Regions from separate parts of the Homo sapiens genome. Here regions 1, 2 and 4 are each linked to region 3. The links are chromatin loops, found by intact Hi-C in ENCODE. Cell type or tissue: Calu3. All regions are shown on one strand. Each heading gives the region's core, and the rest is flanking DNA. Links, peaks and the distances in the headings are about the cores only. Region 1 overlaps LOC101927421 (a long non-coding RNA gene). Region 2 holds the start of LOC105379156 (a long non-coding RNA gene). Region 3 overlaps ZNF608 (zinc finger protein 608). Region 4 overlaps LOC124901056 (a long non-coding RNA gene).

Region 1 (8,334 bases), core at 1,514-6,513, 380 kb before region 3:
TAACAATGCCAGTTAAGAACTTTCTCCAGAGGTTTCTTAGGTGAGCACTACTTTACCAAGTTAAGTCCCCATGACATTCCAGTGTGTTTGAAGCAAACCTTTGAAGAGAAAAGCAGCCAGAACCCTAAACGGATGCCCCTCCTATTCCACCCTCCATCTCTACCCCACTTCATAACCCTGGGGCCAGCCCATTCTCTGCCTCCTTCCCTGAGGGCAGAGTGACTAGTTCAAGCACCCCGATGACTCCCTTTCTTTCAAACATTAAAGAGCTTATACTTATCTAGAGTTTTAAATTTACAGTCCTAGATGGGCAGTCATCTTACTCTCTTTATGTCTATGTAAGTGAAATCAGTTTACTAGAATGTAACTTTGAATTGGAAAGATAGTTTTTCTGCTAATGTGTGGAAATGGAAACCCTGAGCTAAGTTTTTTCAATTCTGAAAAAATGAAAATAATCTCTTCTGGGCAATAACGGATCAAATTCAGGGCTGGCCTATCCCCAGGCCCATCTTTCTTTCTCCTCTGGGCCTCTATTTTCTAGTGTCTGGTTCGCATGCCACTCTGTGTCCCATCAGCTTCTGTGCAGGTATAGGTTGCCCACCTGGACTTAGATGTGAAATTCTCTCAACCTGGTATTCATCAAACTCTGTTGTTCGCATACAACCACAGGCCTCCTACAGCCTGCTGGTCCTCTCAGCACTTCTGAGCCCCCACTGGGACTCAGGAGCTTGCACCCACCTTCTCTGCACTGCTCTGGGCTCATAGTGAGGCTGTCCTTGGGACTCCCTGACTAAGTGCCTGCCTTAGTCATTGGCTACTGTCATGACAATACCAGCTGCTCCAGTACCAGATTGGCCTTGAGGATAGCTTAGAGCAGGGGCACCAAGTCTGTAGCTCTCAGATTCTACCAAATGTATCTAGGTGTTTCCTTCTCTCTGTCTCTCTCTGTCTCTCTCTCCATGCTCACAGCTCTCTGGGTTTTGGTGTCTGCTCTCTCAAGCTACAAATTTTGGGAATACTAAACACTCTGTCTCAAGCACCTGCTCTTTCACATACGAAACACTTTATTTTCTTGACTATGAACTCTAAATTATCTGGTCAACATTGGAGGATGCTAATAGTGAACCAACTCATTATTTTTAGAAGTGACAAATAAGGTATATAAAAAATCAGCATTTATTTTGCCTTCTTCTATGGTGTGCACCACAATAACCAAATGATAAGTGGATGGAGAAAACATGATCTTTATAAAAAATATTCCAGCTTATAAATGAAGAAGAAATGTTAGAATTACAATATCACCAGTTTGCAACCTCTATAACAGAGGACATTAACAGCCACAAACACCAAAAAGAGAGAAAACCAGACAGTATGGTATGTGCCTATTGTTGGAAAAACCCACCACTTCCTATATTATTGCCAAAACTCACTGAATAAGTAAATGAATAAATCCGATCAATCTCTACAGTCAATTTATGAAAATGCAAAGCATAGTGTAACACAGGTACCTACTCTTCAAGGATATGATCAGAAAAACCTGGATGGCAAAACTGCAGGACAAACTTGTTTCTTCAACAAATAAATTGCAAAGAAAAAAAGAGAGAAATGGAGGGGAAATCTATAGAATAAAAGATATTTAAAAGACATATTTGCTAATCTTATTGTTCAGGTCATGTTTGGATCCAGGATTAGAAAAAAAAAAAAAAAGGTGTAAGAAGGACATGACATTTACAAGAAAATATTTGATTTGATGTTGACGATATTAAGGAATCGTTGCTATTTTGGGGGTGTGATGATTACTTTGTATTTGCATTAAAGCAAAAGAGTCCTTGTCTTTTAGAGATGTATACTAAAATACAGTTGTCCCTTGTTGTCCCTGGAGAATTCATTCCAAGACGCCCACAGATACCAAAATCTACAAATGCTCAAGTTCCTGATATAAAATAGTGTAGTATTTGCATATAACTTACTCACATCCTGCTGCATACATTGAGTCATCTCTTGATGATTTACATTTAATACAATGTAAATGCTATGTAAATAGTTGTATTGTTTAGGGAATGACAAGAAAAAAAATCTGCACACGTTCAGTATAAATGCAACCATCTTTAACAAAAAAAAAAAATGAATCTGCGGTTGGTTGAATCCACAGATGTGGAACTGATGGATATGGAGGGCCAACTATACTTAAAGGTAAAACTACTTGATACCTGGGATATGCTTCAAAATAACAAGGGGCTAAATGCAATGTAGTATCTTGGATTGAATTCTAGAAAAGAGAAAGAATTTTAGTGGTAAAACTGGTGAAATAGGAATAAAGTCTAGATTTAATTAATAGTTTCACATCAATACTAACATATTCATTCTGACAAACGTACCATGGAATCGTAAGATAGGGAGACATAGGTAAAGAGTATGTGAAAATTGTCCTATCTTTGCAACTTTTCCATAAATCTAAAATTATGCCAAAATATGAAATTTATTTTAAAAGCAATGAGAAGAGAGAAGTGGATGCAGGTGTAGATGGGACAGGATTCACCAAGGATGAATGGTTGTTGAAACTGGATGGCGAGTATAGAGGATTACTATACAACTCCACCTACTCTTGAGTGAGTTGTAAATTCTCCATAATAAAGTCACGTAAGTTAAAAACATTATGATATTTTCTATAGACTATTAAGAGCCTACACAGACCTTTGGAAGCCAGTAATTTGACACTTTGCTCTCTGTATCATTTCTGCCATCAGGGCAGTGGTGCCTAAAGAGTAGGGCAAAGGGCAGGAGCAGAAAGAATTGGAAAACAGCGGAGTTAAATATCACCCAGCTACAATCACTCGCTTCTTTTCTTATTAGACCCCAAATTATTTCTTCCTTTATATTTTAAAATCTTTTTTCACCTGTATTTTTATCGCATTTTAGATCTCTTCTAGCACCATGTGCCCATCTAGGCATCACTTGGTGTAAGGTCCCCACTGCAATATAACGAACAACCACAGCGTATTAAGCAAGCTAGAAGCATATTTCCCTACACACAAAATAAGTCTGGAGGTCAGCAGGCCAAGACTGTCAAAGCAGCTTCATGGAGTTTTGGATGACTCAAGCTCCTGCCTGTCCCCTACTCTTAGATTCCTACGATGGCAGCCTGGTCACCACACTTACAAGATAGCTTCTAGAGCACACCCACATTCCAGGCAGCAAGAAGGGAGGTCAATCCACTTCTCTTTAAGAAAATCTCCCAAAAGTCCTACATATTTCTGCTAACCTTTCACTGACTAAAACATACCCACACAGCCACTCCTGGCTGCAAAGTGGAAATGTAGAAAATGGTCTTTTAATTATACTCTGGCTGTCCTCTACAAAAACAGAGTCCTATTACTGAAAAAGGAGAACGAAGTGGATGTTGGGTAGAAAATTAGCAGCCTCTGCCACAATCAGTCGTGGGAAAAATCTGAACATGCAGTGGCAGAGGAGTCCAACCATGACTTATGCCCAAATTAATTATCCGGCTAGTGCAATCAGCAAAGATCTGGAAGTATCTGTCATCCCACATACGCTGCTGGCTGGTTTATGTTGATTGGTTTGACTGAAAGTTAAAAGTAGAAAACTGCCTGTTCGTTCACCCTTCACAGCAAGATATCATCTATCTACATCAGACGCCAATATATGTGCATTTGTGTCAGCATCATGTATAGTACTAGATACGCCTGCTGTGACTATAATGTCCTTTAAACCTAAAATGGAATCATTATAGATTCCTCCTGGCAGCCCTCTTGAGTCTCTGGGAGACCTTCTGGCCTCCTGGCCAGTCTCCAGAGAGATTCCTGTCTGTCTGCCCGGGAGGAGACACATTCTGGGCTGCCTGCCCACATTCTAACCTGCTGCTCACACGGGTAGAGAGCTGTGTCTATTTGGGTCAGTCCTTCCAAATGATTATTCTGTTGCCTTTAGGTAAGTTCACTTGAATGTCCCACACATACCAACTGTGCACACCACATGTTTGAAAGCCAGTTGCCCAGTAAAAGCAATGAAGTATGTTGGAAAAAGCATCTGAAATATGAGACTGAGAACCAAGCTGGAGCTCTTTTTGGTCCTGGCAGTGAAAGCTTAGGAAATTCACTTAGGCTCTCTAAGCCTCAGTTTCCTCATATGCCAAACAGAGATATTGCTACCACCTCTACTTTCCTTGCAAATATATTGCAAAGCTCAGTTACAATGAGATATTACATGTCACAGTGCTATACTTTACACCAAAAAGAGGTTAATATTATTCTTAATCTAGTGAAAATGTGAGTCATTGAAAAAAGAAGAGAAAAACAAGAAACAACAATAATGTAGCTCAAGCTCATTTGACCAGGGTCAACACAAAGAAATATAGTAACTAGTGCCAAATCTGCAGGATATAAAGAATATAGAGAGACAAAAGAATATAAAGAGACAAAAGGATCAGTGAAATTATATCTGCCTCAGAAATGATAGATTCTAAATGACTTCTCTCAGGAAGTAAACTTACAACATTCTTCGAGCCACCATTTCCATTTATTATCAGCCATTCTTCCCATGGAACATCAGTTCAAAGAGGAAACCTATTGTTAAATACTCTGTTCTCCTCCAACTGAAAGGGTGAACTATGTTTTATTTCTTTTAACTAGTCACCTTTAAAATTCAGCAAGATTCCTATCTCAGCAGCAAAGACCCAAAACTCTCACATAAAATTTTACTGCTCAATACCATCAGCTAGGGTCCATTTCCATTCATGAATATAAGCCTTTGGGCACAAGTATGTAAGTAGTTACATAAACATAAATTCATTCAGGGAGATAGGTGACTTCTGTAGGTGTGAATGTACATGTGTATGTAATTCGATATATTGGAGCCTCTAGAAGGTTCATAGTTTTATAGAGACATCAACAAGAAGTAATTTTAAATCCTTTAGTTTTTGTCAAAAGAAGGAGCTTTAGTTTATGCAACATAAAATTAGAATTGCTTTTACTTGCTACCAGTTTAATATCAACATTTTTATCCAGAGTTAGACACAAAGCTAAACTGCTGGGATTTGACATAACAAAACTGCTCTCCATATGTGAACCAAAAGTCACTTGGGATCTATCGGCCAATTAAGACTCTTTGCTCAGATCTAACTTTAGAGGGTGACTTCTGTCAAGAGCTAAGGAAGAACACAATTCATTATGACTGCAGAACTCAGAGAAGTCAAGAAGCAGATTCACTGGACATTTGTAAACTTTTCCTGTGACCCACAGCTAGAGCAAAGTACCTCTTAATTGTGAATAATTTTTCCTGATAAAAGTTTCTCACTCCTTTCTTAAATCTGGAACTTCCCTTTCTTGGAAAGCACCCATACACACATAACAAAAGGAATTCATTCCAGATGTCCAAGAGGCTTTGCATGTCAGGGTCTGGCTTTCCTGGTTGCAAAGGGAAATTTTGGCAGGTGGTCATAATGGTATTTTGTCCCTCTCAAACTTGCTGCCATCAAACCACACTGTAAAACTCAGCTGGTTTACATTTGTATAATTTTTGCCTAACAAAGGGAGGAAAAGACCACAAGAAAATTAGCTGAATACTCACCAGATCACAAGGCTGAAACACAGGTATAGGTAAATTCATCCCTAAGAGTTTTATCAGTGCTGTGTTCCCAGAACTGTTCCATGCTGTGTGGAGGAAACAAAAGTAGGAAACACTGTCCTAAGTCTTGAGAATTTAAAATGACTTACTAGTGACAAGGTTAATCAGAATAAGAGTGCCACTGTGCTCCCATAGTACCCTGCATAAAGCATCACTGCACATACTACTCGTTATAATCAACAGTTTGTGTGACTGATGTCATCCACCATGTCCAGCCCCCAACAAGAAGCATGGCATATCTGTCATAGTAAACACAGAGCCCAAAGCATATTCGAGAAATGCTAACTCAGTGAATGCAGGAAACAACAGTAGAAAAAATTAAAGAGATGTGAGAGCTGTAGGGATTCAAAATGCAGTCAAACATGAGCCCATTATGTTTCTGGGAATTATCAAGTGTTAATATTTTTTATTCTGCTAATAAGGCATCTCTTCATATTCCTAAGAACCAATTTGAATTTTTCTGCCCTTAATTGTACTACACACTGAGAAACAACAGCTACTATGCTAGAATATATAACCTTTAGTCTGGAAGTCCATTGTTAAAAAGCAGGTATTATCTTACTGCAGAAGAAAGGGAGAAGAGATACTAAGAGTGATGAAGCTGATTTCATTGCTGTGTTTTGTTGACAGTGTATTCCCAAGGGGAAAGGCAGGCTTGCTGGGGGCGGGGGCGGGGTGGGGGGTGGTGGGAAGCGCTCAAACTTAGGTGAAGGCGGGAGATTCTTTTTTTTTTTTTTTTAAGTAAATTGTCTTATTCTGTACAAAGCAGTTCAGATAAAACATCTGCTTATCTGCTTACTACATTATAAACAGTGTTGAGAGTCCTAGACCTTCACTGTGACCCAATTATTCAGCATTCTCAGTGTAAAACACTGTTTATAAGAGAACTTCAATAAATATCATCATGCGAAGGGTAGTTGTATGGTGAAATAAGTTTAGGAAACACTAATTACCATATCTCCCTCCTTAGATTTGCAATGTACCTTTATATTGTAAAGAAAATTGTGTTAGTTTACTTACTCGGGGTTTTCCCAAAATTATTTGCCTATGAGCTCATTATTCACAAAGTAGATTAGAAAACACCATTCTCAGAGCCCTGCGTTGACTGCTGTCTAACTTTTCTTTCAGTGCTAAATTCTGTTATCATCTTAGGCCAACATTCTCTCACTTTTTAGAAATCATAGCTAAAATTTGGGTACATATTACTACTCCTAAAGAACGTAAGAACTGAGTTCTAAAGATTGAAGCTTAGCAAGAGTCCACCCTGAAGACCAAGGATGAGAAACAGCACTTGGTATCACAGCCTAAAATTAAAATATTATTGGGGAAAAAAATTGAACTTGAATCTGATCAAGCCTTACTAGATTTTACCACCATTTACAGCGATGACACCATGGAATGCAATCAACAAAATCTCAACTTGAGAAACTCCAGAGGATGCATAACCTGCTGCCTTCAAAAAATAAATTAAAAAACAAAACATAAAGGGAGGCCGGGCGCGGTGGCTCACGCCTGTAATCCCAACACTTTGGGAGGCTGAGGCGGGCAGATCACGAGGTCAGGAGATCGAGACCATCCTGGCTAACACGGTGAAACCCCGTCTCTACTAAAAATACAAAAAATTAACTGGGCGTGGTGGCAGGCGCCTATAGTCCCAGCTACTCGGGAGGCTGAGGCAGGAGAATGGTGTGAACCCGGAAGGTGGAGCTTGCAGTGAGCCAACATTGCGCCACTGCAGTCCTGCCTGGGTGAAGAGCAAGACTCTGTCTCAAAAAATTAAACATAAAAGGGAGGTGTTATCTGTAGATTAAAAGATACTGAAGAGGCACATCAACCTTGTGGTGTTTGAGTTTTTTTGTTTTTGTTTTGTTTTTTTGAGACAGAGTCTCACTCCATCACCCAAGCTGGAGTGCAGCTGCACAATGTCGGCTCACTGCAACCTCCGCCTCCCAGGCTCAAGTGGTTCTCTTGCCTCAGCCTCCCAAATAACCGGGATTACAGGCGCTCATCACCACGCCAAGCTAATTATTATTATTATTTTGTATTTTTAGTAGAGACAAGGTTACACCATGTTGGCTGGCCTGGTCTCAAATTCCTGACCTCAGGTGATCCACCCGCCTTGGCTTCCCAAAGTGCTGGGATTAGAGGCCTGAGCCACCGCACCTGGCCAGTGTTTGAGTTTTATTTGGATTCTAATTTGAGCAAATTAACTATGAAAAAATATTTATGAGACAATCAGGAATCTTTGAACACTTTCAGGATATTTGATGATATTTAAAGAATTACTGTTAATTTCTTTAGATGCGATAGTATTGTGGTTGTAATTTTGTAAATATATAAGAAATACTTTCTGAAGCATTTTTGTATGAATAATATGTTATCTAGGATTTGTTTCAAAATAATCCTGGGGAGGGGGATATCAATAAAAATAGATTTGCCATAGTATGATGAGGTGGATACATGAGAGCTTAGTACACTATTCTCTCCAATTTTGTATTTTTTCAAATTAAACGTTTTCAAAAAGCAGTTGGAAGAAAAAAAGAGGGCAAATAAATTATTACAAACCGGATGAATACACTGAAAAGCCACAAGAGCAAGGAATTGTGAGACGCAGGGACAGAAAACACCATGGATACAACAGAGAAGTAAAGGAGTGTGAAAACCAAGAAAAGAAAGAAATTTCAGTGGAGT
Region 2 (8,334 bases), core at 1,730-6,729, 130 kb before region 3:
CTCTATCACCATAAAATATTCTTATACAATGAAAAGAATACAGGAATATAGAAAGAAGAAAAACTATTTTGTGTTGACTTACCTAGGAAAAGGTTAAAGGCAGCTTGGATGTATGCAGCACTCAATTGGCTGACCTTACTGGGAAAGGCTTAGTATAGCCTTTCACCTATTGCCTGCTGCCCTTTTGGGTCAGGTTCTTCCCTGGGGTGAAGAAGAGATGTACAGTGAGCAACAACACCCCAAACATGAAGTCACATTGCTCCAGGTCACCCAGAAACACAGTAACTCTGAGTTGACTACAAACACACTCTTGCTTCCTTAGGCCAGCCCATGGTGGTTAAGATTTGTTTGGTAGTGAAATCTCTCAGGCAGTATGACATCCTGGGCCTTGTCCCACACAGAGAGCAAAAGGAACTGTGAAATAGTGACAGTCTCATTAAGAGAATGGTGTTTTTTCAGTGGAACATCAGTCACCACTAAATAATTGTTATAAAGGAAATGTAGCTCCTACAATGGGGAAATTCTTTCAGGACCAGTCCAAAGGTGAGAGTATATTAGCAATAATCTAAAAATGAGAATGCAATTATGAAATAATCTCTCCCACCCCCAATCCCACCCTCCCACGTTCTAAATGTTTTCTTTCCCCCAAAAAAACTTCAGAACAGTGGTCCCCAACCTTTTTGGGAACAGGAACCAGTTTTTCAAAAGACAATTTTTCCACGGATGGGAAGGTGAGGGTGGAGGGTTGGGTTGGGGTTATCAGGCATTAGATACTCATGAGGAGCATGCAACCTAGATCCTTCACATTCACAGTTCACAATAGGATTCACACTCCTATGAGAATCTAATGCCGTGGCTGACCTGACTCGAGGCTGAGCTCAGGTAGTAATGCTACTACCTTCCCTTCACCTCCTGCTGTGAGGCACAGTACCAGTCTGCAGCCTGGGGGTTGGGGATCCCTGCATTAGAACATAGTCTAAATTAAGACAAACACACGAATAAAAGCAGCATCATACCACCACCTGCAAAGTCATTTTTCAACTACAAACCCACATCCCATTGAGCCCAAAATGCAGGGGGTGGGGGGTGCAGAGGAGATGAAATGGTTAAGAGCAGGAAGGGCAGATAATACCTAAACTTCTGATAGGAATGATGGTGCTTTCATTGAGATAGGAACTCTGGACGAAGACTAGGTTTGGATAAGAAAGACTATAATGAGAAAGAATCAGGAGAGAGAGAGAGAGAGAGAGAGAGAAACACCCTGAAAATAGAGAAATGGAAACAAATGATAAAACCACAACTGAGAGAAAACAGTAAGGAACTGATGAGTGCATATAGGTTGAATGGTTAATCCTAAAGAAAAAAGAACACTGATTCCTGTGCATTAGGAAACTCCTTACTCTAAGCTAGAAAACGCCTTCTTTTAAACTAAGGGACTAACATTTGTTGGTGGCTTTGCATGTAGCTAGCACTGTGCTTCAGCACTTTCTTGTACAGTTCACCCTTGAACAGCATGAGTTTGAACTTTGCAAGTCCACTTATACATGGATATTTTTTCTGCTTCTACCACCCCTGAGACAGCAAGACCAACCCCTCCTCTTCATTCTCCTCCTCACCCTACTCAGTGTGAAGATGGCAAGGGTAAAGAGCTTTATGATGATTCATTTCCACTTAATGAATAGTAAATATATTTTATCTTCCTTATGATTTTCTTAATGTTTGCTTTTCTCTAACCTACATCATTGTAAGAATACAGTATATAATACATATAACATACAGAATGTGTTAATCACCTGTTTATGTTGTAAGTAAGGATTCCAGTCAATAGCTGACTATTAGTAAATTTTGGGAGGAATCAAAAGTCATATGAGGATTTTTAACTGGGCAGGGAGTGACATCCCATCCCCCAAGTTGTTCAAGTGTCAACTGTACGTTCGGAAACTGTTTTAAAAAAAGAGCAGGTTATCAAATGATAGTTTTTATTTTCTATGTGTCTACAGAACAAGAACAGTGACTGATATTTTAAAAATAGAGAGTGAGATTAAGAAGATGGTTACACTTGGGAGTATGCTTTGGGGAAGGTGAAAGGAAAATGACTAGAGATAAATAAAAAGAATGCCAAGTGGTATTTAGTGTTCAAAGCTGGATATGCATGGGTCAATGTCTTAATTTTTTTTAGACTAACTAAATATCATGTTGACATATTCCAGGGTCTATAGCAATTAGAATGGAAGAAAATTGCTTTCTTTGTTCTTAAAATAATTTTATCCTTAAAAAGCTAAACTCAAGGCCAGGCGTGGTGGCTCATGCCTGTAATTCCAGCACTTTGGGGGACTAAGGCAGGCAGATCACGAGGTCAAGAGATCAAGACCATCATCCTGGCCAACACAGTGAAACCCCATCTCTATTAAAAATACAAAAATTTCATGGTGGCCTCATGCCTGTAATCCCAGCACTTTGGGAGGCCGAGGCGGGTAGATCACGAGGTCAAGAGACTGAGACCATCTTAGCCAACATGGTGAAACCTCGCCTCTACTAAAAATACAAAAAATTAGCTGAGCGTGGTGGTGGACACCTGTAGTCCCAGCTACTCAGGAGGCTGAGGCAGGAGAATCACTTGAACTCGGGAGGCGGAGGTTGCATTGAGCCGAGCTTGCACCACTGCACTCCAGCCTGATGACAGAGTGAGACTCCATCTCAATAAACAACAACAACAACAACAACAAAATTTAGCCGGGCGTGGTGGCGCATGCCTGTAGTCCCAGCTACTCGGGAGTCTGAGGCAGGAGAATTGCTTGAACCTGGGAGGCAGGGCTTGCAGTGAGCCGAGATCACGCCACTGCACTCCAGCCTGGCCACAGAGTGAGACTCTGTCTAAAAAAAAAAAAAAAAAAAAAAAAAAAAAATCTAAATTCAAAGAACCGAAAAAACAAAACAGAAGTAGCTAGCAAGCTTCTGAGTCATTGCTTGAAAGTATGGCAGATTCTGAAATAGGTATCCTTCTCAGGTCAATAGGTTAAAGACTAGTCTGTGTTAGATTGGTTCAGATACCCTGCAGTATTCCCAAGGATTTGATTCTAAAACTTAGCAATACCAGAAGATACAATTATTACACAACTCCATGAGCTCTGATAACTGAAGCGTTTTGTGAATCTCTGACAGGTAAGTTGCAAGTGAATAAAAGCAATGTAATCAGATTTCCTGAAAATGTTACATATTCCTGCAAAATTAGTTTTACAATAAGCACTCTTGTAATAGCCAATTGGGCAAATAGGCTTATTCAATTTAACAAACATTTACTAGGCACAACTGAGTGGGAAGCGCAATGCTAGACAAAGCATTACCCCCTACAGGGGCTAACCTTCATGGAGGGCTTACTATGCACCAAGTACTGTTCTAAGTTCTCCACAAGTGTCCGTCTCAATAAGTGCTTAAAACAACCTTATGAAATAGGTCTAATCCCAAGTGTACAGAAAAGGCAACTGAGGTGTGCTGGTCACTCTCTGCTTTTCTGAGGCTCAGGGCAGTGAAAGGCACACTTAGAGGAAGAGCAATCTGTCTCTCCTTGTTTATCCCACACTCACTGTAAAAGCTTTAGTAAGGAAAGGGAGCTCAGAAGTTGCCAGAGGAAAAAAGTGAACTCTTACATAAAGTCTAGATGTTGAGAAAATGGACCAATTCTTATTATTGTATCATATTAAATCATATCATATCATATCATATCAGATTATCTCTTTTTTTTGTTGTTTTGTTTTTTACTTCTTTTGAGACAATGTCTTGCTCTGTCACATAGGCTGGAGTGCAGTGATGTGAACACGGCTCATTGCAGCCTCAATCTCCCAGGCTCAAGCAATCCTCCTGCCTCAGTCTTCTGAGTAGCTGAGGCCACAGGTGTGCACCACCACAGCTGGCTATTTTTTGTTTGTTTTTTATTTTCTGTAGAGATGAGGTCTTGTCATGTTGCCCAAGCTTGTCTTGAACTCCTGGGCTCAAGCAGTCCTCCTGCCTTGGCCTCCCAAAGTGCTGGGATGAGAGGCATGAGTTACTGCACCTGGCCAAGATTATCTTGATTGTCATAAAGATATATTTAGAAGTGTCACAAGCAGCCTTGGAAAAAAAATTGTCTTGTTAACTATATTGGTTAATGGGTAACTGCTACACATAACGTAATCTTTGTTTTAACCTTAAATGTTTGACGGTAGTGTGAGTGCTTCTGATGAGGACATGGAAGTGAATGTGTAAAAAGCATGTGATCGGCCGGGCGCGGTAGCTCACACCTGTAATCCCAGCACTTTGGGAGGCCGAGGTGCGCGGATCACAAAGTCAGGAGATCGAGACCATCCTGGCTAACACGGCGAAACCCCGTCTCTACTAAAAATACAAAAAATTAGCCGGGCGTAGTGGCGGGCGCCTGTAGTCTCAGCTACCGGGAGGCTGAGGCAGGAGAATGGCGTGAACCCAGGAGGCGGAGCTTGCAAGTGAGCCAAGATGGCGCCACTGCACTCTTGGCCTGGGTGACAGAGGGAGACTCCGTCTCAAAAAAAAAAAAAAAAAAAAGCATGTGATCATCCACATTTTATCTCAGGCTCCTTAAAAAGAGGAAAAGGAACTTATGTCTACTAAAAATTATTGTGTGTGAATGTCCTACAAGAGTTCTAGGAGTTACTCTACTATCAAGATGTTTAGGAATTTGTCCATATTGAACAACATTCCTTCCTTAAAATGTCTGGCTATCATTCCATATCATTGTTGATTTCAGATTATTTAAACTCCATCAAAAACACGTCAGCTACCACTTGCAGCCTCAAGACTATACAGTTGTCCCTCAGTATCTATGTGGAATTGTACCAAAATCTGCACATGCTCTGTCCCTTGCACAGAATAACCTAGTATTTGCATATAACTTACACACATTCTCTCATATACTTTAAGTTATCTCTAGATCACTTATAATACTTAATACAATGCCTACACATCACCACATTCACGTGAATTCAACACAATGCTCGGCGGGTGGCAAATTCAACTTTTGCTTTTGGCAATTTTGTGGGTCTTTTTTTCCCCAACATTTTCAACCCGAGGTTGATTAAATCCATGGATGTGGAACCCAGGAATGTGGAGGACCAACTGCATACACAGATGTTACACCATTTTTAGAGAAAAGCTTGTACATTTTCAAAAAGTATTTGTGGTTAGTTTATTAACATTATTTAAATAATAACACAACCAGAGTTGATTTGCTGCCACTACCTTGGAAATATTTAAACATTATTAAAACTAAGCTACACATTCTAGTTTTATCTCTAAAATTAATGCTTTTAGGCTCAATTTATGCCTGTCAACAAGTAATGATCATAGATGTGAGCTGGCTCATAATCCAGAGGTACTAGGTTACAATGTGTTACCATGGAAACTGTGTTTTATTGCATTCTCTCTTCTTGATTTAAGGCATTTGACAATCATAGCAACTGTTTGCCAGTCTTCTCACATCATAAAAAATTCAAAACCACAAACAACCAATAGAAAAAAAAAAAGAAAAAAAGAAGGAATATCCTCTACTGTTCTCAGACCCCTCTAGAAACATAAAAAGGAAATGACAGCCTTATATTTAACACGAACCTTTTGTGAATAGTTTATCTCTTAGAAAGTCTAAATGTGTTGGAAAATTCAATCAGTGGTTAGTCATCGAATGGACCTGTCTGCCTATGGTTCATTTTGTTTATTGCATCATATATCTTTTATGATCACTGGGACTTTAGCCTGAAACAGCATTTTCTTTAACAAGGACCGTGTTTCCTTTAACGTTGTTTATTGCATCTGAAACATTACTCTTTGAAATCATGGTACATTTTCCATCGAGCAAAGGTCTGCAACCGAATCTTGCATGAATGTGTTTATTCAGGAGCTAGAGCAGAGGGGGAAAAAAAAAACCACCTTATCCAGTTCATGTAACATTAATCACTTTGCCAGTGTTCAGCTGAGGTCATTGCCACATTCCTAGCAGTATTAAGGCAAGTCAAGATTAATCACATACATTAAACCTTGGAAGGGGAGCACGTGAAAGGGATCTCAAATTAGACATGTCTTAAAAGACAGAGAAGGGACTGTAGCTAAATGGGTTTACCTTGCTGCAGTCTGTCTTGGATATAACTTGCTCGCTTTTACCACATGTAGTCATACAACTGCTATGAATCTGTAGGCCTTTTTCCTATTTCTGAAAGCTTATAAGTCAAATTTAAGGTCTTTCTGAGCATTCAAAATAAAGACTCATTCACCAAACATCTTTTAGTACATACTAAACACCAGGCACCTGCTAGGAGCTGTCCATGCCAAGATGAATGAGACATAGCCCTCCCTCTCTCTGCCTCCTCCAATAAGTGCATAACCCAACCAGGAGCACTAATACCACTAATACCATGTGCACTGGGAACATGATTTGGTGTGAGTACAGAAGGGAGAATGGCTGATTGTGATGGGAAATCAGAAAACACCGAAGTTAACTTCAGACAGGGAGAAAGATGAGAAAAGCAATCTAGACATAGGAAACAACATAAAGCCTTAGTGAGTGTTCATAGACTGATGAGTAATCTGTTGGGGCTGGGGCAGAAAGCAAGACTGTGTAGGAGAGTTGGAAGGCGTGGTAGAAGATGAGATTGTACAGTATCTTGGAGCCAGATTGCAAAAGTCTTTGAACATGTACTTTATTCTAAAAGGAATGAGAAAACTGTGAAGAATTTGAAGCAGAAAAGTTAGAATAATCAGATTGTATTGGAAAATGATTATTTGGGGCAAAGGCAGGTTGGATGGCAGATTAGTTGGTAAGAAACTAGAATCACTGTCTCCAAAGTGGAAGAGAGTACAAGTCATCCAGAAAAGCCGTGATAACAGCTTAAACCCATAGAGTGGAGAGAAACACTGTGGAGCCAGATATGACAGAACTAGTCAATAGAGTTCCGGAAGGGAGCCAGAGGGTGGACGGTGGAGCAAAAGGAATCTAAGAAGATGCCAAGGGATTTGGTTGTGTCAAATAAGCAGATGATAATGCCATGGACCAAGGCATGGAAGGTCATGGGAATGGTGATTTCTGTTAGGATGTTATGGCACTCATGAGTGACAACAGGGCTGGATACATTGATTTGGGGGTCATCAACTTATTCTTGATTGTTTAAGTCATAGAGGAAGATAAGACTATTACAGGCAAAAAAGTAGAAAAAGAAGGAGAGAGAGTCCAGGGAATATTTTATGGGAGAAAAACTATTTCCCATTTTTTTGTGATAGTTTTTACATTAAGAAAAACATTAGAGGCTTGAGGAATTTTTATGTTTTTTTTTTCTATTTACAAAGTAAACTTGAGACATAGAATAATAATTTCTTAAAGACAAAATTTGAGAATAAATATTAGATTGAAAATATTTTATATTGGTTGCTTATATATAATGCAATCTGTATTTAAGATGCTAGTGGGCTCATATTTATAGAGTAATGTTTCACATAAGAGGCTAACATTATTTTGAACCATTGCAGCTTTAAATGTTCATAATATGCATATTTAAATATGTGCTTATATTGTAGGTGACAGATTTATACACTTCCCATGTCAACCATCCTACACTTTCATTAAAGATTTGCTTATTTTTAAAAATACATTTTATGCTCCCATAAAAAGAGGAAATTAAATCGTAAAAATACACACAAAGTTAGTGTTTACAGTCTAACTACTACTGACGCAAGAACCATCTGAGTCAGTGTTGTCTTTCCCCAGTTGAGTGTGGAGAGAAGGCCCAGGTTAACAGCTTAGTCTCTGCTGATGGAGATTTGAATTGCAATGACTGAATTTTCACTTAAACCTAAATATAACAAATGTGAAGTACGAAAGTATGATCTTCTAATAGAGCAGAAGACTGAAATCATATTCATCCGTGCTTTGCCTCATCTTTGTTAATACTGAAAATTAAGAACTGTTAATCATCCAGTAGCAAGAAACCATTGGAAAAATAATAATTTTATGTTAAATTCAGAAGGAAGATTTATACTTTTCAATGAGTTTTCTGTGAACTCATACAATAATTCATTCATTCATAAGTACTCACCAAGCAGCCATAATGTGTCAGATGCTATGAGTGGATAGAAGTTGGTGACACAGGCTGGGCGTGGTGGCTCACGCCTGTAATCCCAGCACTTTGGGAGGCTGAGAAGGGCAGATCACGAGGTCAGGAGTTGGAGACCAGGCTGACCAACATGATGAAACCCCGTCTCTACTAAAAATACAAAAATTAGCCGGGCATGGTGGCGTGCGCCTATAATCCCAGCTACTTGGGAGGCTGAGGCAGGAGA
Region 3 (8,334 bases), core at 2,143-7,142:
CATTAAAGGCCATAAATTGTTAAACAGATGAAACACACACACACACACACACACACACACACACACACACACACACACACAGAGCAAACCCAGTTTGTATTTTGATATTTGAGTTGTGATAAAAGTAGTCACATTGAGTTACTAATCTTCCAGGGCTGGGGGAGCGGAATGTGCCTTTGCTATATTATGAAGGCAAGAAAATTGAAGTTTTTTTCTTTCCATTTCTTTCCCTTGTATTAGGAGCCAGGTACATGATTGCTAGTAGCCTAAAGACCTGACATTTTAAAAGAAACTACTCTATTTGTATTATTTGGAGAGCATGAGGTACCCAAAAGCACACTGGGAAAGAAAATTATCTTTTAGTATTTCAGCTAGTACAAGGGAAGTGCCTATTAGAAGCAATGGGCCGCTTGAGGACATGGATTGCATCCAGTAGTGGCGCATTCACCAAAAGGCAGATGAAAATAATCTGTACCAACAAGGATCACAACAGGAAACATCATCTGAATTTTCCACTATTGACAATCTTGACTATCTAGCCTGGGATTTGCATTGCCAAGCAACACGTTAAATAATTTTGTATCTCTTTGAAATCAATTTCTGGTGATCACACATGCAGATTGAAAACTATGGCTTTAAGATTTACGTTCAGTGAATAAAATTTACGTTCCCTGAAAGGCAAAGAAGGCTGTCATTTCATGCCTCCTAACCTTCATTGTCTATTTCCCTTTGGTACACACAAGCAACCTAGTACGCACAAACGTACATGCCCATTATGGAGAGATAGCTTTCTGCTCTGTCAACTTTGTTTTATAAAAGCTCTGTTTTCTTTATTGCCTTTATCTATTACATCTGTAAAATTTATTTTAAGCAATGACAAATCCCTCTTTGGGGCCCAGAGTCTGGGAGAATAACCACTGGCAGGCTATTGGGAGGAGATTTGTTGGATATGACTGTTCATTAAACTGCAAGGAGTAGTGGGAGAGGCCAACAGTCTGGATCTGCCATGGCTGGGCATGTTATGGGCTGTGTTTAGAGCTTCTACATCAGGTGAGAGACAAATGTACCTCATCAATTGCTTTTGTAATAGTCCAGTAAAACTGGATGGCTACTGAAATCTCAGGAAGATTCCTGATTTCTTTGACTTGTGAGATTACTTATTCCACAAAAGTTTCTAATAAAAAAATAGAAATACATAAAACCAAATTGTTTACAGCTATATCGTCAGATTATTTTAAAAAAGGAAAGAACCAACTGAGACAGGCTCCTTCACTTACAAGATATCAGAAGCAGCTGATGAACAATTTTCACCTTTCCAGTTTTTACTTTTATATTTGACTGGGGAACATAATTATAATGCAGGAGCTCTTTTGGCTCTGTTGTACTTTATTTTAATATTTCATGTGATTGAAGCATGGCAGTTCAGCAAATTAAATTTATAACCATTGGTGTGCCAGTAAGTATTTAACACCTGGCTCTGTGGTGGGAGTTGCAGGGAGAGAGCCCTGATTTGTAACATTTGCTGTTTTCTTTGGTGATTATATCACCACCGTGGTCAGTTTCAAGTTTCCAGTGTGATGTCACTGAACATGGTATTTTTTTTTTTTTTTGGGGGGAGGTGGAGTCTCCCTCTGTTGCCCAGGCTGGAGTGCAATGGCACAATCTCATCTCACTGCAACCTCCGCCTCCTGGGTTTAAGCCATTCTCCCTACCTCAGCCTCCTGAGTAGCTGGGATTACAGGCACCCACCACCAAGCCCAGCTAACTTTTTGTATTTTTAGTAGAGACGGGGTTTCACTATGTTGACCAGGCTGGTCTCAAACTCCTGACCTCGTGATCCATCCACCTCAGCCTCCCAAAGTGCTGGGATTACAGGTGTGAGCCACTGCGCCCAGCCTTGAACATGGTATTGAGAAGAGATGCTTGCCACCTGCAGCACATGCCTCCAACATACCACTATCATCATCAAGATGACCTTAGCCTTGTGGGTCCCCATCCATACATGCACCATTCCTTCATGACACTGTGTTATTTATAAATAAGTTTATGTAAACTTATAAAGTGCATTTAGAAGTATGGTATCAGAAGTCAGACTGCCTGTGCTCCAAATCTCTGACTTTCTGACCTGGGGCAAGTCAGCCAGTTAAGCTTTCCAAGAGTTACTTTGCTCATCAGTAAAATAGCAATAATAAAAGGACCTGACACACAGGCTCTGAGGAATGAATGAGATAAGCTGTATAAAAAACACTTATTCTTGCGACCTACACATAGCATAGCAAAGCACTCAATCAATGTTCCTAATATTTATTTTCTGTCTTTATCCCCTGGGGACAATAACAAAAATGTTAACTGCCTAGTGTGTAAAATAATGCTTATTTTATTAGTTTTGAATTGCCTTCTTTTAAGCTTCAGAGGAAGCCCCAACTTCAACTTCACCAAGATTCAGTGAGCAAATCCTGAGTTCAGTTTGTCCATAGGCTTACATTTTTAGTGATTTCAATTTTGACCTCCTGCAGTTTCCATCTTTATTAACTCAAGACTTAAAATTTGTAGTGTGTCTTTTTTCAGCAGCTATTTGTATATTTTGTTTTTTTTCCTCTGAATTGTTTCCTAACTTATTTCTAGGCTATAAGAAATAGGACGACTCAAGAAAGTTCATTATATAAGAACAGGCTATTATTTTGTTTTGAATGCTTTACAAAATATGTTTTGGTCCTGTTAGCCCATCGTAGTTATGAGCTTAATGTGCTATGATGTTGCATTCTTGTTTGTTAAAAATTAAGGATTTGTTAAAAATTTAAGCTACAGATACAGGACTACAATTTAAAGGGAAAAGGTTAATTGCAAATTTTAGGTTTCCTTGATCTAATTCTCTCTAATATTAAAATTAAGTAGAACTGAATGGCACCAGAAAATGTAATCGGCCGCACCAGGAGACTTTATCAAGACAGAAAGCATTGTTCTCCTAACCAGTACCTTTTTGGAAAGCTTATCAAATTTAGTATTACTTTCACATATCTTGGAGTCAATCCATTATCTAGCACACAAATGGAACAGAATTTAAAATGGCTTTCTGCTCACCGGTTTGGGAAAGTGTGCACTAATTCATATATACTAATTCATATGCTGAGATGTACTAAATAAAGTATTAATAGCATAATACTTTGGCTAAATGTCAAAGTCTTTTGTGGCTGAAAATTTCTCAATCAAAAGCTGTGTATAAAACCAAACCATTTGGTTTTTGTGCTTTTTCCCTGAACCCAAGAAATTTGATTTCCGAAATGTCAACATGTGCTTTCTCACTTGAAGCATTCACATTGTAGCCTGTCGTTTACCACTTTGAACAGCAAGGTTTTGTGGGGTGGGGCAGGTTTTGTGCATGCTGTGTGGTAGGCCAGGTCTGGGTCCCCACTGCAGTGAGCAACAGACCTGGACGCTCTGGTGTGTACCTTCTACGGCCACACCACTCGCCTTTCCCTCCTGTCTCCCCTGAGAGGCCTGTTTGGGTAAGAAGAGATAATGGGCTGCCTGTTTTCTCTTTCAAAGAAAACCGGAAAGCCTTTGGACCAATAATTCTGCCACCCCTTTAGAGTGCTGAATTTCTTCAAAGGAAGCCTGAATGGAATGCTGTACTCTTCACCCTGAGGCTATCCAGTCTGTTGCTGGCTGCTCACAAATAGAGCTACTAGTTTCCACTGAAAAAGATCTTTAGTTATTTTAAGCAAAGGACATCAGAAGGAAATAATAGGTTTCTACCTCATTCTTCCATCAGGCATTTTCCTGCCCTATATACTAATCCCCACAGATATTTGCCATGAAAAAATTTATTTATTGTTCCAGGTGGCAACCCCCAAGTGTTAGCATTGTCCAGCCAAACATTCTGTTTGCATTGGTATTAGATTTACTGGTTCAGGGACTGTGGCGAGTACAAATCAGATTTTTGTCCAGAAGTGTGTGTGTCTGTGTGTGTGTGTGTGTCTGTGTGTCTGTAACTCTTGAGAGAATTACAAGGCAACCTGGGAGGATGCTGAAATATTTGGTCAGGTTTTCTTTCAGTGAAGAGAGGTGTATAAAACACACGCTGATGATGAGCAGCAATTAACAGTGCATTACTTTCTGGAAAAGGCTTGAAGTCGGCTGCCCTGCAGGTCAGAGTCAATAAAGACTGAGTTACTAACAATAGCCTTTCTCTTGCTAAAGCCTTGGACTTAACCCTAACTTCATGAGACCAGAGAATAAGAGAATAATGCGAACAATAGGAGTCTTGGAGGTTGACTTGGGCCTAATGCACAGAGGCAGTAAAAGCTGTCAGAGAGTGTGATTGATTGGCTCACACGCCTTAGTCCCCAGTGCGAAGCACTAATGTTCCTGCCTCTTCTGAGAGGGCTGATGTGCCACCTGGGGTCAGAACTTATCAGCCTGTGGGGCTAATGTTTCAGATGAGGCCAAAGTGCAGTCAATAATTTATACGGAAATTTGTGCTCAGATTCGCAAGGAAAGCAGGTTTTGACTTGAATTCCTCAGTCATCCAAGAAAGAAGTCAGAGCCAACTTCAGATCTTCCTGCTAACATCGCTGCTGTGTATATTAATACTTAAGACAAACGTCAATTGAAGAAGACAATTTAAGTCATCATGAAGTATTTATTTAGCAGTTAACATTTGGAGCCAAATTTCAGGAGTTTCAGAATTGATCAGTGAAATGGGGAAAGGAAACAGCAGCAATTTTGAATTCATGAAAAAACAAAATCACCTCTAGAATGTAATAACCAGGTCAGGTTAAATCAGAGTGACTTCGGAAACTATTAAGTGTCCATGGGGAGGGTTGGTTTACAGGCCCTGAAATTGAGGTTCATGATACTATGATACTAACAACATGGAGAGAAATGTTAGGTGATATCAAGGACTAGAAGAGATACAAATATCGGAGAGGAATTAGATTTCAGTTAGATGCCTTGAACACTTCATCCTGTTTGCAGAGAAAGGTTAGCTGGCTGTGTGTGACTGTGTGTATACAGACGATCTCAGTGTCTGTGTAAACACACGTATTTACACACAGAGTATATAGAAATAGACAGTAAAGCAGTGACACCGAGCAGGCTGGTCAATCAATAACCAGCTAAGTTTTGTTCTGCTCCAGCAAAATGACGACTTTGCTCCAGTAAGTGCTAACAAAGGCCCTTTTACCTTCCCTGTGCTGGAGGAGAGCACTATTAGTCACACTTCATTAGGCTTGTTTACAGAAAAGAGCTGGTCTCTAAGCACGTTATTGAAATACTTGTAACTCTGTGGGGCTTTTTTTTTTTTTTCTTCCCTGAAAGATAAGAACTTTGGAATGTGGAATGGGGGAGGGTGGGAAGGCAGCCTCTGAGTGCTGTCAAGAAAACTGGTGGGTCCAGATGGGAATTGGAAAGATGAGTTCATGTTTAACCTGCTCTGTCCATCTGCATCCCCAGAGCCTTGCTGCAGAGTCTCATTTCTGTTGTCACGGTACTGGGGAGCTTTAATTTTGGCTTTTGTAATTTAGACAAATGTCAGGCATTCAGTTAGCTGTTCCTGAAAACATGAAATGAGGTTTTCTTACCCTGAAATAGTCCAGAGATGAGGCTTCAGTGATTTAGAACTGCATTTCTCAGTTGCCTTTACTATTGAGTAGTCAGAGGAAATGTTTGCTTTAAACAATGGATGGGTTAGGAAAGATAAATTTTATATCATTTGAAATTGGTGGTGGGTATAGAAATAATAAAAGAAGTCCCTCAGGTTGGAATTTGCAGCCCTTAAGATTCTAAAAGAAAGATAGGCCACATTTATAGTAAGCCTGGTCACCAGCAATGTGGGATAATTAGTGTAGATGCGCATAACTGAGTTTGCTTCACCTGGGAGGAATGCGGGAGGGCTTGCTGCCAGCTGCATTTCTGAGTGTGGAATTCATAGCATTTTGGCATCTCCTTCCATTCTTCAGCTTATGACCTGGGTGAGTTACAGGAGAGTTTAAAAGATGAGGACGCCGTAGTACATATGCTGAGTGGCTTCTTTATGCCAGTGCTCATGTTAAATACTTTACATAAATCACATCTTATTTAATATCCATATTACTCCCATTTTATAGATGAGGAAACTGAGGCTCAGGTAGGTTTAGGTTAGCTCAAGATGAAGCGGCTACAAAGCTGGTTGTGAACAGGTGAGTCTGCCTCTGTCTCCAGAGACATGCTTTCAGGTGCTTAGGGTGCTCCATTTGATGGCCACTGTTTATTCTTTCTTCCTTCCTACTCCTCAGAAATGACTGCAGAGTTCATCCTTTCAGCTTTCCCTATTGCATTCTGAACCTGAGCCACATGCTGTGGCTTCTCTACCAGAATGTGGGAACTACTTCCCACACTGCCTGCAGGGCATGGCCACCTCCAGGAAGAACAGGGAGGTTCACCAACAACTTAAGCCTCATTCACCCTGCCGCCAAAGGTGAAACTGAGTCTGGTTTCTCTGACATTCATATTCCTTGTTTCCTTTCTAGATTTGCAAAGATGGTGGCTTTTTGGTGACACACAAAATGTACCCCTTTGTGTGCCATATACATGCAGATCTCTCCCATTCTCTCTCTCACACACACACACACACACACAGAGTTAAGAGAGGCAGTTCTTCTGTTTTCGGCTGCTGTTGTAAATTGCTATTTTAAATTTCAGTGAATGGAATAATAGCAGAGTGATCATTTCCAGTAAATGTTGTTGGCCTTTGTAAAGAATAGCTTGTTCAGAGGTTTTATGATTTACAGAGGACACAGCTGGTGGCCAGCAGAGCGGTAGGAATGTATGCTCTCCTGGGCCCGGTATAGCTAGAGATGAAAAGGGCCCAGAGCTGGCACAAAAGCAAATAAGCGCTCTGACTTTAAATAAAGCATCATAATTTATAGGAAGCCTGGCTCTTCAATCCCAGTGAGACACATGGATCAGTAGCAGCTTTTTGATGTGGAGCATAATTGTCAATTGGTTCCCACTGTCTCCTTACAGCTCAAGGACTGGGGATGGTAAGAAATTACTTTAAGATACAGTCCTATAATCTGTAGTTGTATTACACATATTTTGACAAGCAATTCAATGGCATTTAAACCTGGAACTCTGCTAATCACCCATGACCTACTGATCTACAAGAGGTGGTGGGTTTGTGAGGAAAACTAGGTGATGAGAGGAGTTAGGAAGACAATAGCTCCTATTTCCTTTTCCTTGCCTATCCCTCCCCACAAGGCATGAGATTTTTCATTCTTACATTTTATTTCCTTTGCATCTTTCAGTTTCATTCATCTTGGTAATTACTTTGCCTTCCTGCCTGCTCCTCCTTCCTTTGCTCCTGCCACTGGGGAAGAATTGGGCAAGAAACAGACTATGCTGCCAGATACAGAAAATACGGAAGTGGCAGATAGCTGTTAATGACTTCTCAAATTCAGAGCATTTTACACCCTTCTACGCCCTTTTAGTCCTAGAGTACTCGTCTTTTGGTGAGTGGCATGGAGGGGGAGTTTTTGCCTGAAGGATGATTTATTTTTGTCTGGCTTGCTGTTCTCTTTACCTGTTTTTTTCTAGTCGAAGTAATGGCATCGTGGAGAGCTTGGGTATCTGAGTTGTTAACTTAAAAAAAAAAAAATCCTGTAATTAATATTAAGTGCAGGAAAGGACTGGGACCAATGATTTGAATGGCTGCACTCTTTCAGTTGCTTATCTTCAGTGACCTCCTGAGTCTGACAGTGGGAGTAAGTGAAAGCTGTTTCCCTCTCATTTTGACAGACCCTGGCCCTGTGCTATGTGCCCAGGGCCACTTGTAATAGCCGTCTTCTAAAATAACACTCTTAGGAAAGGAATGACCATTAGGAGGTAATACCACAAGATCTGTGTCATTATTATGGCTCATAGTAGGCCTAGTTCAATAATTACAAAATACCTTTCCCAAACTTTTTAACACTTTTATTTAAAAGAAGAAAAATGTGTCCTAACAAGCTAATGATACAAGCTTGTGAGACTGGATTGGGGAGGGGAGTCAATTCTGTTACAGTGGGCATTGAACCTTTGTCTTCCCACAAAGAGAGGGAGGAGGAAGAGAAGGAGAAAGCATTCTGCTACTCTAATGAGGAAATTTGGCTTTAAAAAAGGAGAGGGTTTGAGAAACCTGCCCCACACTAGAAATCGTCATCCAAACTCATCAGATTTCAGACCAACCAGTGGTGCCTGACAAGGAGCAGGAGAAAAATTAAGTTTCAAACTTGGCATTAGAAATCAGAGTGATGCTGTTGCTTAGTTTGGTGGCACTAAGCCTCAAAGGAGGCAGCTACTTACTAGGAAGTTTAA
Region 4 (8,334 bases), core at 1,301-6,300, 820 kb before region 3:
CCACACTAGGGGATGGAGGAGGGCCTTCAGAGTTCTAGCACAAAGTGTGTGGGTATCCTAACCCTTCATGATCCCTGGACTTCAATTTTTGTCCCTATCATTTTGCAAGTCAGTCACAGTTCTGCTTAGCTTCTTAGCTTCTCACTTGACTTTTAGAATTGGCAGCTGCTATTGGGAGAAACTGTCTCCAAGCACTGGGCTCACTTATCTGGGTTTCTTGTTTTTTCATTGATCTTATTCCTAAAATTCTTCACAGTTTTGTTAGCTATTAGATATCTTCAAGTAAAGATAATTATTTTAAAATGTCCAGTTTGTACATTCTCTTTTAATTATTTTTCTGCTTTTTTTCTACCCTCATCTCTACTCCAATAGTCAGTCTCCTTGTGAGAGCTAATTTACCTATTCTATCATCATGCAGCAGAGCTCTGCCTTTCTGATGTTTATTTTCCAAGGGTACTTTTTTTCTAATCAATAGAAAAGTGGATGTCCAGGGCAAGAGTTTTTGGGAGGTTTTGTTTGTTTGTTGTAATTTTTAATCCAGTAACAGCCATTCATTTACGTTCCACCGAAGAAAGCTTAGTCTTGACCATGTATCTATAAGGGAGTTTGAGTAATGCAGTTACATATGCCCAGCCTAGGAAGAATGAGACACCAACTGCCTTTGTCACATGAAGCTCCCAAACAATATGCTCAATTAATATTTCTGTTCTTGTAGTTCATGGACTCAGAGGTCTGCTCTTCATCTGAATCCTTAAGATGACAAATATTTTTTCTTGTTTTGCTGTATTTTTTTTCATTATTATTATTATTATACTTTAAGTTCTAGGGTACATGTACACAACGTGCAGGTTTTGTTACATATGTATACATGTGCCATGTTGGTGTGTTGCACCCCTTAACTCATCATTTACATTAGGTATATCTCCTAATGCTATCCCTCCCCCGTCCCCCCACCTCACAACAAGGGGGTGATGTCCCACTTCCTGTGTCCAAGTGTTCTCATTGTTCAATTACCAGCTATGAGTGAGAACATGCAATGTTTGGTTTTTTGTCCTTGCAATAGTTTGCTGAGAATGATGGTTTCCAGCTTCATCCATGTCCCTGCAAAGGACATGAACTCATCCTTTTTTATGGCTGCATAGTATTCCATGGTGTATATGTGCTACATTTTCTTAATCCAGTCTATCATTGTTGGACATTTGGGTTGGTTCCAGGTCTTTGTTATTGTGAATAGTGCCACAATAAACATACATGTGCATGTGTCTTTATAGCAGCATGATTTATAATCCTTTGGGTATATACCCAGTAATGGGATGGCTGGTCAAATGGTATTTCTAGCTCTAGATCCCTGGGGAATCGCCACACTGTCTTCCACAATAGTTGAACCGGTTTACAGTCCCACCAACAGTGTCAAAGTGTTCCTATTTCTCCACATCCTCTCCAGCACCTGTTGTTTCCTGACTTTTTAATGATCGCCATTCTAACTGGTGTGAGATGGTATCTCATTGTGGTTTTGATTTGCATGTCTCTGATGATTACTTCACGATTAATTTTAATAATGTGTCTTACAATAAAGAAATATCTATCTGGGCTTACCCTTTGGACATCTTCATGGCTTCTGGCCTATTCATCCTCCTCCTACAGAGAAGATCATGTTTAACTCCTAATCCAATTCCCAGGGTTTATCAAATTTTGTCTACTGCCATCCTGCTGGCCTGAGGTGAATTCTTTGCTTGGTCCTGACCCTGCATTTGCTTTGCGTTTTAATTCTTGAATGTTCAACACCACCTCCCAAAGCAACCCACTGACTCTCTGCTTGGATTTCTGCGAGTTTTAGTGGACAATCTCTTTCTGTTCACAGACAGAAATCACAGATGTTGTGAAAGGAAGGAGGAGACAGTATTGTGCTGCTTTGGAATGAAACTCCCTCAGTCCTGAGAACAGCTGCCTAACTGGCTTTAGTAAGGACAATTTACTGAACCAGGGGTAAAGCAGTAGGGAAGAAGCAAAGGTTTTCAAACCATTTTGGAGTGGACTGATCTCCACAGTTTCTAATTATATGGAACCTGGAAGTCATTTTTAGTTTTTGTCGTTTTAATTCTAAGATAATTGAAAGCTCCTTCATTGTTATTATTAGTTAACTTCGAGTCTAGTTTTGGTGCAACACGAGAATTCAACTTTTCTGAGTTTTTAAGTAATATTTTAGTGGTAAAATTGGGATAATGACTATTTTCTTCACTCTGTTTTAAATCAGAATATTTTTATGTTTGGCCATATTTTACATGTTTTTTTTTTCATCACTTAATTTTGAATTATCTTTTGAAATTTTTTTCCAACTCTTCAACTTTCTCTATCCAGTTTAAGATCACTATATTTAATACTCCCTAATGTCTATAGTACTTGGATAAGCAAGATAAATAAAATCAAGGGCATAGCATTGGAATGTGAATTGCATTATGCATTGAGAATGATTCAGGATCTGACAAGCCAGATGAATACTAAAGCAGCAACAGAAATACTTTCCACTGGTATGTTCACAAATTCAGAAGACCACATCACATGCACCGAAGGCCACATTTTATGCCAGTCTGTTAAACTCTAAATGCAAGCTTTTAACATAAAAATGAAACAGGGAGTTACATGACTATGTAACCATATAATTTCTTCTTTTGTGTGGGTGCTTTTGTTTTTGTTTTGCGTTTAACCCAGTGAGTTATTACTAGTTTAATACCTTCTGTTGGGATAAAAGAAACAAAAAGGAGAAAGGACAGGTTAGCCTCTTAACACAGTCCCCAAAAAAGGACAAAAATGGAGCATCTTTCATCTTTCATGGTTATTATTTGTGAGACTATAATTAGATCCTCCAGAATAATCATTATAATTCATATACTACATATAAGTCACTCACTCTTTTATGACATAAAACATAATGGTCCTTTCTATATCTATGTAAATAAACCTCCCCCACCCTGTATCTTTAAGAATCAGTGTGACATAGCTCCAAAATTAGATACTCCATTAAATTGATGAGTAAATAAATTATAAAGATCAGCAATCCTTTCTAATTTATATGCTACTTAAAGGTGTTATAATGCAAAACTTGCTTGTAACATTTCCAGGCATTCCACTCATCTAAATTAAATACAATGCACATATTTGATGGATAGATTTGCTATTTATATTTATATATCAATGACTGCTTCCTTTACAAATGGCTAAACCACCCTCAAGTAAAGCAAACACAGAAAATGCATGATTATTCCACATTTTCAGCGAACCTATGGATGCATTTGATTTTATACACATTGGCAGAGTGCAGCCCTTATGTCTTGGAATAGGAAATTCACAAGCCGCCAAAGAGGAAGAGACAGCTCTCATTTTTTGTCTTTAAATACACTCTGTGTCTTTTCTTTGCGATTCATCCAGGCTTTTGCTTCTTATTTGTATTTTGTTTGTTCCTCTGTGAGTTGGAGGTTTTGTTTTTGTTTTCAATACTAAAGGGATGTCCATAAAAGGTCATATTACCATTGAAAATACTTAAGCTCTGTTTTTCCCCTTTCAGAACAATATATCACTTCATTTGCCTAAATTCACTCAGCTTTTGTGGGTTTTCACATGTGTTACTTGAGAATGTTGGCAGATCTGGAATTTTATGAGGAGAACTGCCCTAGAGGTTGCTTTTTTTCAAATCTTATGGAGAAGTTTCTCTCCACAGCTCTCCAGGCTCAGGTCACAAGCTTTCTTTGCAGCATGTCAGGAGGCAATTAGAGCATTTGTTCAGGCTGGAATGCCCTCTTCTCTCAGAGGCTGCTCTTACTGAATTTGTTGGGCTTTTAATGTAATGTTGAAATCTGTTCCTGCTTGACTCCTACAGCTGGTTTTGATCAGGCTCCTCTAAAGAGGAAGTTTCAATTAGCACAGCTCCAAATGTGCTCGGGAGGTATATTTTATGACTACTCAACTAACAGCACTCTTTGTTCCTAGTGGTGTGTGACTCCTTAACAAACACAGCCATTCGTGTGAGTCACGGAGTGACTTTATAGCAAGGCTAGGCTTTGCCAAAACCAGAAGAATGAGACAGCCAAATTGAATTAGTGGTTGAAACACATTAATTTATGCTAGATAAATGTTATTGTGGTCCCGTGGGCAAGTACTCAGGTCATAGGCTTTATGAACTATTTGCAGCAAGAGGGCTTGGTGGCAGTAAATCAGCTCTAGAGCAGGACTTTGCAGAGGACTTACAGCCACTTACTCTCCTGTTTCCTTAAATTGCCTCTGCCATTTTCCCCTCCTTCCACTGAGATAGCTCACCATTTCGTACACAGTTTGTGATATTTAACATATAAGCAGTTGGATTAATGATTTGTGTAGGCTTCGCTTGACTCTGGTTGAGATGTGGCCATCTATTATGCCTGTGGCCCTCGCCACAGGCAGCTGTGTGTTTATCATTCCAGACTACAGATCTCAGTGGGTACAGAGCTCTGGCTCAGCACCAGCTTTCGGAGTCCGTGCAGCTGTGCCGTAAATGGAAACCTTGATGCCTCAAACACAGCACACACAACCAAGTCCTGACAAGGCTGTTTCTCTTCTGGGAAGGAATTAGATCCACTTAAGGCTGGATTATTTCTAGAGTAAGAAAAGTAGAAATAAGTGTTTTCTGGCTGCAAATTGTGGCAAGTGAGAGATGATGCCAAGAAAGAATTATGCATAAATGATAGTGTTTAAACTTGTTTTTATGTGTTTAAATGTGTATCTGCCAAAAATCTGACAAGGCCTTCCTGTTGGCATTTTTTCAGAGAGAGACCACTCACACACCAAGCATTTTCTTAATAAAGAAATAATTGTAAATCACTAGCGTCTAGGCAGGTGATAACCAGTTGACCTTAAACATGATCTCTTGCAAAACCCGGGGAAAACAACGGGCTGGGTAAAGAGTGATGAATCACTGCCTCCCTCCCTCCAAACCACCAAAAATGCCAGAGCATCAGTCAAGTCCCTGGAAATTTAGTGCCATGAATAAGGGGCTAAGCTTCAGACTTACTTCTAGGTTTAAACACTCATGGAACCCTTCTTGGCTTGGCAATCTTGAGCAAATGGCTACTCTCTGTCTGTGTCCTCACATATGAAATGGAGATAGTGGTAATATCTACTTTTGCAGGGCTCTTTTTAAGATTAAAGAAGTTCATGAACGTAAGCCATTAACAAAGGGAATGAGGAACAAGGTTAGCCCTCAACAAACAATAGCTTGCGTTAATTATTGGTATTGCTGTTGTTACTGCTGTGGATCCAAAAGAAGGCCTTCTTTACCTTTTATTTTAATTCCCCAGTGGCTAGTGGAAGGAGCTGCTGGTGCAGTAGAGGTTACCTTTTCCTGGTATAATCTCTCCTTGTAGATGGAAGAATACCCAAGAGCCACTCACCATATTCTGTTCAGCCCGTTGACCTTGACCTGCCTAACCCTTTAGGCTTACACTGCTCTGATGTTTGCTTTTTATGTTTGAAGACAGCTGCTATGACATTTATCATAAATATTTAGCATACAGCAGAAAGGCTTGACACATGTCAGGTTCTCATCACATTTCTCCTGAATTCAATTTTGTGTTAATGAATGCCTATGTATGTGCTTAAAGCTCTATGTTTAGACTTTGGGATAAAACTTCCCCCAAATTCAGCACAATTTCCTAAGATTAGATAAATGATATCTTTTCCAGATTTAGAAAAAAAATGCTGTGTACCCTTTAATCCTGGAAAAACAAAAAGGAAAATAAATACAATCTAGCCTCGGGCCCTTTAAGTTTTCTGAATTAGTTGAATCCTACGTATGTTGCTCCAGCTCAGTTCTCAACTAAAACCCATTAAACTGTTCGGATTTAATGTATCTGTTGCTATGCATTCATTACCTGGTTACTTGGTTGATTTAAATTTTTAAAAAACACACAAATTTAGTCAAAACTTTTTAATCCATCTATGTGTATAAGCACATTAAAATATGTTTTTGTTCTGCTTCCCATTTTAAATTAGAGTTCCTTAAGAGCAGGTCCTGTGTCTTCTCAAACTCCAAAAAGTGTCTATAGCACCTTTTACAACATGTACCTACTGAATGTTAAATACAAAATGATATATGTGGCTTAATTTCCCATGGTCAATTTTACCTTCTAAGTCTCAAGCAGAATTTCTTATCCCATGGATTTTTTACTGAGTTACTAAGAAAAAATAAGTATAAAGAATGTCTCGTCTTCAATATTAAAAGCTCCACGAGAGCAAGGACTCTGTCTCCTTAGTTCTTCCTCCCTAGTTCATCCGAGTGCCTAAAATAGTCCTCTGGCACACATGCCCTGAAATATTTGTTGAAATAATTATTTTATTTTATTTATTTTTATTTATTTATTTATTTAGTTTGAGACGGAGTCTCCCGCCTGTCACCCAGGCTGGAGTGCAGTGGCATGATCTTGGCTCACTGCAACCTCTGCTTCCCAGGTTCAAGCGATTCTCCTGCCTCAGCCTCCCAAGTAGCTGGGACTACAGGTGTGTGCCAGCACGCCCAGCTAATTTTTGTATTTTTAGTAGAGACGAGGTTTCACGATATTAGCCAGGCTGGTCTCAAACTCCTGACCTTGTGATCTGCCCACCTCAGCTTCCCAAAGTGCTAGGATTACTGGCGTGAGCCACCGCACCTGGCCGAAATAATGGTTGAGTTAACAAAAAGTGGCTGAACAATAAATTAACTCTTATTTCTTCTTTGTGTTTTTTACTTCCTTCAAGTCACGTTTTCTGCTTATTTTTTTTCTCTACTTATTAACCTTGTAGTTTTTATTACTGAAATTACCTTCTCAAGGATCAATTTTCATGGAAAAAAGTAGAACTGATAGTATTAAAACAGTTTTATAGTAAACAAATGGTGAAATTTGCTTAACAAGTTGTCTTATGCCAAGGCTACTGGTTTTTAAACCACCACCAATAAATGTGTTTTTCTCTGGCACTTTCTGAGTAGCTCAAAATGCTAAGACGAATCCCTGGTATATTAACAGACTGGAGTCAAGTGTGTGACATGATGAAGAGCATCTGTCTCGGGCCAGGAGTCATGGGGGTTCATAAGCTTTCCATGAAGATGGCTCATCAATAAAAGTTCTATGCTTAGGATTTTGTACATTTTGTTAATTAGGGCAAAGCAATAGGCCTTTGTGGCAATTACTCAGACAGTGATGTAAAAAGATAGCCTGACAAACAAACCTCCATAATCCACTTACATCTCACAGAAGCCAAAGGGTTGGAAAAGCCTATTAGCAAGCTCTCTGCCTGTCTGTTTGGAGATGTTGTTAAATGGAGAGTCTGCTCAGCACCTGAGGCAGTCTGTTAATAAAGATCGTTTGTAGCAGATTTCTGTTCTATTAAGAATGGACGTAAAACAGCATAATTTAAAACATGTCAATAACTCAAGGCAAAAATGCCAAACATAGTCTGTTCTGTCTTTATAAAATGGAGCCAAGTATACACAAGGAAGCTGCCAGGAAGGCTTCTGTTGACTGCGTTTTGAGATTGTTCATGATGAATAATGTGATCCTTCAAGTTAAAACAACCTCGTGAATGGGTATCTCTGTGTCTTTTCTGCAGTAAACTCAAGGGATCTTTTCTATTTACGGGCCAATGAGATTTCTAACCTCCAGTCCTAGAAGATGCCTTCAAGCCTGTGCCCTTTGTCAGCTTCATGAATTCACAATAGTTTGTGAGTGTTTCATTGTTGTTGTTGTTTTCTCTTATTCTTTCTGTCCTTCTCCTGAGTGGCATTTATGGGCTTTTTGGGAACAGATCTTTATAGACATAAGGCTAGAGTTAGGATGTCTTGGGAAGATTCACTAAAAAATGTAAAACCACCAACACAGTGCCACCCTTTGTTTCACGTATTTGATCAAATAAGCTAGTCTGTTTTCAATGACCGTGCTGTATTTTTAACAAAAAAACAACGACCAAAAAGTCAATATTCCTATAGTGTTTATCTGGCACTTACCATATTATGAGGGCAAAGGCAGATGGATAGCGTTCTAAATGAGTACTTCAGGAGGATGAGAGGAGGGCTTGGAGGAATGACAGTCCATCACTGCAGATGTGTACTAAACCCTGCCATGTTTAACAGGCCTGTAGATTAAAATTTAACATGCTGCGTCTCCCACATCAGGTTAGGTGGATGGTTGAGCCGGAGTGATATTATCGGCTCTATTAGAAGGCCTCTCATGAACCGAGTGGTGGTTTTAATTAAATCCAGTAGGTTGAGAGAAGTGGTTTGGCAGTTTCAATTGATTTATTGTGTTTATGACATCTGGGCCTGATTTATTGTAT

Evidence for each region. Peaks named below come from ENCODE experiments on the same cell type or tissue, not always from the same donor. Only the 100,000 strongest peaks of a DNase experiment are listed, where the experiment ranks them.
Region 1: a loop joins it to region 3, with 2.9 times the contacts of the local background. A loop is called at or near these places in 3 of 110 quality-filtered maps.
Region 2: it touches region 3 in a loop (2.6-fold over the local background); 3 of 110 quality-filtered maps call a loop at or near these places.
Region 4: a loop joins it to region 3, with 2.8 times the contacts of the local background. A loop is called at or near these places in 4 of 110 quality-filtered maps.

Annotation. Positions count from the first base shown.
Region 1 is chr5:125,039,492-125,047,825 of GRCh38, reverse strand. It overlaps LOC101927421 (a long non-coding RNA gene), which reads right to left. Exons shown (of 6, transcript NR_109882.1): 2 at 5,587-5,669. Among named protein-coding and RNA genes, the nearest start is that of ZNF608, 300 kb to the right of the region's middle. In Calu3, for the core only: no CTCF peak of the experiment used is centred there; a DNase peak (open chromatin) is centred at 3,835.
Region 2 is chr5:124,788,712-124,797,045 of GRCh38, reverse strand. It overlaps LOC105379156 (a long non-coding RNA gene), which reads right to left and starts at 180. Exons shown (of 3, transcript XR_948725.2): 1 at 83-180. RefSeq lists a silencer at 905-1,024. In Calu3, for the core only: no CTCF peak of the experiment used is centred there; a DNase peak (open chromatin) is centred at 4,255.
Region 3 is chr5:124,658,457-124,666,790 of GRCh38, reverse strand. The region is part of intron 3 of ZNF608 (zinc finger protein 608); the gene reads left to right. Among named protein-coding and RNA genes, the nearest start is that of ZNF608, 84 kb to the left of the region's middle. RefSeq lists enhancers at 3,838-4,355, 5,795-6,488. In Calu3, for the core only: no CTCF peak of the experiment used is centred there; DNase peaks (open chromatin) are centred at 3,514, 4,380, 5,240 and 5,900.
Region 4 is chr5:125,481,003-125,489,336 of GRCh38, reverse strand. It overlaps LOC124901056 (a long non-coding RNA gene), which reads left to right. Exons shown (of 9, transcript XR_007058919.1): 9 at 7,612-8,334. Among named protein-coding and RNA genes, the nearest start is that of LINC02240, 8.1 kb to the left of the region's middle. In Calu3, for the core only: no CTCF peak of the experiment used is centred there; DNase peaks (open chromatin) are centred at 4,036, 4,446 and 4,926.